2 separate regions of the Mus musculus genome follow, and region 1 is linked to region 2. A link is a contact called in ENCODE Hi-C or POLR2A ChIA-PET data. All regions are on one chromosome and are shown on one strand. The core of a region is the stretch at or near the end of the contact, and the rest is flanking DNA. Distances in the headings are between cores, read along the strand shown.

Region 1 (2,700 bases), core at 18-2,517, 46 kb before region 2:
GCTTCACACTGGGGACTCTTCTCTTCAGCATCCACGCTGGACTCACTCACAGCATCCCACTGGCCCTGTGCCTACATACACCTCCCCTTTCCTGAGTGATCTTGGAAGAGTCACCTATTCTAGGAAGTCTTTATCCACTAAGCTTGAGACTGGTATCTCTTTATAGATAGCCATTTCCTGCAATTTTCTATCACAGGACATGGCAGGTCACCTTGCATGGGGAACACCAATTTCTTCCATGACTTTATTCACCTACTGATTTGTTGGGAAACTATTATGTGCCAGAATGACCGGGGTTCTGGGAAAATGGCAAGAACCTAATCAAACCCCAAGACCCCATGGAGTCTATATTCCTGGGGTCTCCCTGAGGATAGGGACAGTCAACACCAAGGACGCTTCTGTAAACAGACGGCTGGTGGTGTCATTGTTACCTGGGACATGGCACCCAAGGCGCTTTTGGCTGAGCGAGCTGCAGCCTGAAGACCTTGCTGCTCTGGCTCTGGACTTTCCAGGCGTTTCCAGGAGGGGCCGTTACCGAGGTTCAGGCTGACCGCTCTCAGAGGCAGCCTCCTTTGGAATTGTCTGCACAGGGAGCCCAAGGGACCGGTCTCCGGATGACCCCCAGCAGACCGGGTCACCTCCTTCTTCTCTAGCTGTTCCTCCTTTAGGAGTGATCGTCTGCGCACAGAGGTCCTCATGCCCTGCCACTGAGACGCCATGTGCTTGGTCCAGTTTCCGCTGCCCGCTAGATCCTGGGGAGGTCAAAAGGTCATCAAAGTACTCCCTGACCCCATTCCAAGGCTCCAGGGACCTTGGGAACTGGGAAAGAGATGAAGTGGAACCTCGCGGGGTAGGCCTGTTGGGCAATTGTGGATGCCAGAAAGATGACCAATGGCATCATGGTCAGCAGCTGCCTCCGTTGCAAGGCGGCAATTTGTCCGTCTTTCCATCCTAGCCTATTCCCCATAGGCTAAGTGGAGTGGCACACAGGTCACGGAGCCTCGGCGCTTACGCAGGGCACCAGCAGTATGCTGTTTTCACAAATTTTCCTCTCCGGAGCAGATTTAGCAATCCAGCCAAGGCCTCGGATCCGATGGGGCGTTTGCAACTCCTAGACATTCCCTTTGTCTTGTGGGTCCTATCCAGAGCTCCTGACCCGTTCCCCATTCAGAGCTCCCCGTGAGACCGTCCCCCACCCCCCTCCTTAAGCCCCTCGGTAACCCCGCATGCTCACCTCCCTGCTCGATACCCGGACCCGAAGATCAACACCCTCTCCTAGCCCACCGCAGCCGATTTGAAACTCCGCGCGGCCCCGCCCCGCCCCGGCGCTTGCAGCCCATTGGCCCTATCAGCCATCCACCACCGCCGCCCCGGATTTCGATTGGTCTTTTTCTCTCGTGACTGTAAATCCTGCTTTGGGATTGGCCTGGCCACGCCCATACATCGTTCGTAGACCCCCCACCTGGCTCGCCGCAGAGGGGTCCAGGTCGCCACCGGATCACTGTTACCGACCAGCCCGCCTCCCTACATCCCGGCTGCTTGGTCCCAGGCGACCGCGCCTAGTCCATCGTTCTCCCAAGCTCTCTTCTTCAAGCATGCAGGTCAGGGTGCAGGATGCTGCGGGGGTTCAGGTCACCGCCACCCAGGGCACGCGCCCCTTTCAGTCCTTCACCCCGCCTAACTTCTCTCCCACGATAAGTAGTTTTGTCAAAGCGATAGGCTGGGACTGCCGAGCTTTGCGATCCCTGGGAAGTTTTGTTTCAAATTCCCCGCGTAATTCTCTTCCTTCCTGCGAGATGGCCCTGCCCCTGTCTGTTCCTCAAACAAACACCCTGCTGGCGGCGCCCAAGAAAGCACATCTCAGAGGAGGGGACAGACTGTAGATCACCCTCTCCACAGTTAGGTCAGTTCCTCTGCCGGGTCTTGCTCTACGCATCTTTCAATCTTTCTTTCCTGTAGTCTGCCAGCAAGCTAAAAAAACAAAACAAGAAACAAAGACGACGACGACAAACAACAGCAACCCAGGCTGGGTCACTTTCTCCCATGCTTTCATTTTTATGGTTTTGACTTTTTTTAAAAAAAATATTTTTATTTTTAATTATATGTCTCTGTGCATGTAAATGCCTGTGGGGTGGCGTGGTGGCGACACAGAAGAGGAAGTCAGACCCTCTGGAGCTGGAGTTAGAGGTGGTTGGTTCTAACTGGCCACACTCAGCCTCCCCAAGATTGAAATCAAGGGGCCTGGCGTGCCACCACAATGGGGCCTTCTTATCGGTCCTCAAAAAAGAATTTCTCTTCTCCCTCCTCTCTCCTTTCCTCAGCCTGGAGTGAGACTCCTAGAGACTCTTCAGGCCTCTTCCTGGTGTCAGGATTGTCTGACCCTCTCCTGACCTCAGTGTTTACCTCCCAACCCCCTATAATAATAATGGTTGATTTGTGTGTAGCACTTGCAAACACTCCCTTTCTATCAGCAAGCCCAGTTTATCCCCAGTGCTCTGCAGCTCTGTGAGGTAGCTGGGGTGTGGAGAGACTGGCCGTACACTTCACTCACTAACTGTAGCAGGGTGAAGGACCCAAAGGCCATGCATGCAGGGACGTTGTCTGTGTGACCAGGGTTGACCCCCTCACTGTTGCTCCTCAGACCCCACCCTTTTCCAGCTGGGGTCTCTCCCTTGACTCCTGAAGCCAGCACTCTTCTGG
Region 2 (2,700 bases), core at 114-2,613:
TCATCTCTTTCCCTCCTGCCATCTAATACACAAAGAGAATTGAGATTCAGAGGGGTGAACTATTTATCTGCTGATGTCAGCTAGTTTGATCATATCCAGGAGTAGAGCCCAGGGCTCCAGGTCCTGAGCCTGTGTCCCCCTACCCCATATATGCTTCCCTAAACTTCTCTCCAGAGGCCTTCTGAAGGTGGGTGGGGGTGGGGAGCTGACTCCTCAGGCATGTGGAGATCATCTCACTAAAAATGAGATTACAGCACCTTCATCTTCCGTTTCCCCAGGCAGCATGGGTGTGCTTACTTGTTTCTATAGGGAAGCTGCTCCCAGGCACCCCGCTGCCGCTGAGCACCTAGCCTCTATCTTGTTTCCATCAACATAATCTGTTTGCAACACGAGATTGGGCTTTTCCCTGGCCCCCTTATCACTAATAGGATCAGCGGATTCTGCAGGCTGTTGGGAGCTGCAGTGAGCATGCTCAGTCAGGGAAGCGGCTGTCTCTGAGACGAGACTGCAGCTCAGTTAGCTATACACCAAGCTTTGGGATTCAGGAGAGGAGAGTTCGCCGGGACTCAGTTGCTCCGGGATAGCTTTTAGCTCAGGCTCTAACTCAAAGCCCTGTCTACCAGAGGATGGTTTGGTTAGTACCGTGTAGAGCCTCCACTGAGTTGTTACCGTCTTACTTCTGGAAGCTTCTCTTGTCATATATAATATTTATCTCTCATTAGGTGCGGGTTTATTTCTTGCTACAACAAACCAAATGATTTTTTTTAAAAAAATAAATTTGCTTTAGAAACGACTTGGTCAAAAGGGACTGTTCAATTATACATTTTATACCGCTCCATTCACGAATCCTGTGCAATGGCCAACTTTATAAGCTTTCGACGTTTTAATCAATTTGATCTTTCGGTTTTCTTTTCATCTTTTGGAACCAATCTTTCTTTCCTACGCCGTCAATGTTTTTGCCATAGGCACTTCCGGCTTGCACCTGGTGGATAAAGAGGTCTCACGCAGGAAAGGAAGAAGCCAGAACACCTGGTACTCCCAGCTCGGGTCTGCTACTAGTTAGCTGTGCTCCCTTGGGCGAGGCCCCAGCAGACTCTGTACCCTCCATCCCAAGCTGGTGCTTTTTGGGACAGGCTGAATGTCAGGTAGCTTGGTGCAGGTGAGTTTAGGAAGGTGAGAAAGAAAGCTGGAAATCAGATTCCCCTCCTCCGAAGGGGAAGGGTTAGCCAGCTGGAATCCAAGCCCGGAGCTGGGGCTTCTGTTGCTGGGCAACAGCAGCCTTTGTCTTGCTATGACTCAGATAGGAGAAGAGTTTTTGAGTTGGGCTCCAGCCACACAGGACTTCCTGCCTCTGCCAGTTTCCTGTTTCCTGGAGTGCAGCCTTAGTCACCCCTTGAGACTCTCCTCAGCGCGCTGTTCAGAGGCTGCCTCTAGCCCAGCCTTTAGGGCACACCGATCTGTATTAATTCCAAATGCAGGGGAAGGAGCCAGATGAGTGTCTGCACGGCGTAGGAAAATAGAATTGTTGCAATGTAAAAGCCTGAACGCACTGTAAGCTCTCCAGAGTTCTTAGGGTTTGTGGGATACTCTGTCCCCCTCATGGTAGGCTTCAGGGATCTCTACCTCCGTCACCAGCCTTTCTTCACCAGCCGTGCAAGGCAGTTCACTAGCTCTCAGATTGCTTGTCCCTATTCTCAGATCATGTGTCCCCTTTGCTTTATTTTTTTGGGACTGGGTTTTGGAATGTCTTCACTTCTGGAAGGCTCTTCCCCGCTGATCCCACACAGGTAGATGTGGCTTGTATCCCAGTTGTCAAGTGTTAGGGGGGTTGTTACCCAGTGTGCGGGTGTTGAAATGGGTGTGGTAACTGGTTTTGTGTGTCAACTTGAGCTGGAGTTATCACAGAGAAAGGAGCCTCCCTTGAAGAAATGCCTCCATGAGATCCAGCTCTAAGGCATTTCTCAGTTAGTGATCAAAAGTGGGAGGGCCCATTGTGAGTGGTGCCATCCCTGGGCTTGTGTTCGTGGGTTCTATAAGAAAGCAGGCTGAGCAAGCCAGGGAGAGCAATCCAGTAAGCAGCATCCCTCCATGGCCTCTGCCTCAGCTCCTGCCTCCAAGTTCCTGCCCTGTGTGACTTCCTGTCCTGATTTCCTTTGGTGATGAACAGCAGTTTGGAAGTATAAGCTGAATAAACCCTTTCCTCCCCAACTTGCTTCTTGGTCGTGATGCTTTGTGCAAGAATACAAACCCCAACTTAGACGTTAGTGTTCAAGGGACTGGAGAGGTGGCTCTGTAATTGGGAACACTGGCCGCTCTTGCTTGGGTTTGAGTCTCAGCAACCACAGGGCAGCTCACAAGCAATTGTAACTCCAGTTCCAGAGAGTGAATTGTTATAAATTGAGGTCACTTCACGGGCTTGGGTTTTTCTGCATTCATAAGCTGTTTCTCTTTTAGCTCCTCTGCCATGTTGTAACACATTCAGGGAGCCCTCACCAGAAGCTGAATTGATAGGGCCACTCAGGTTTTGTTCTTCAGCTTCCCAAATTGTGTTCTTATTTACAAAGTATCTAGCATAAGGTATTCTGTTAGAACAACAACAACAACTAGTCTGCCTAACTTACCTGTCTTGGAAGGGCTCTCTCTCCAGTAACCTTTTGAGTGGTAGAAAGTAGGTTGTGGCCACAGTGCTGTTGTTCACAG

The links. A loop is a pair of places that touch in the nucleus more often than their neighbours do. ChIA-PET counts read pairs that join two places held with the same protein, here RNA polymerase II (POLR2A).
Region 1: a map of T-helper 2 cell shows a loop between it and region 2 (3-fold over the local background). The contact joins the promoter of Pimreg here to the enhancer-like site in region 2. A Hi-C loop is called at or near these places in 3 of 37 maps with a recorded cell type or tissue (T-helper 2 cell, heart and regulatory T cell). POLR2A ChIA-PET finds 5 or more read pairs at or near these places in 1 of 5 experiments (embryonic stem cell).

The regions. Positions count from the first base shown.
Region 1 is chr11:72,041,069-72,043,768 of GRCm38, reverse strand. It overlaps Pimreg (PICALM interacting mitotic regulator), which reads right to left and starts at 1,267. Exons shown (of 6, transcript NM_144526.3): 1 at 1,235-1,267; 2 at 432-752. The coding sequence starts at 719. It also overlaps a transcript of Aipl1 not described here.
Region 2 is chr11:71,994,759-71,997,458 of GRCm38, reverse strand. No RefSeq gene overlaps it. Among named protein-coding and RNA genes, the nearest start is that of Gm46262, 26 kb to the right of the region's middle. Within about 2 kb of position 1,363, at least 1 of the 3 ENCODE cell types and tissues checked has a DNase peak (open chromatin) inside an H3K27ac peak, as active enhancers do; it is heart, where a contact is called at or near this core.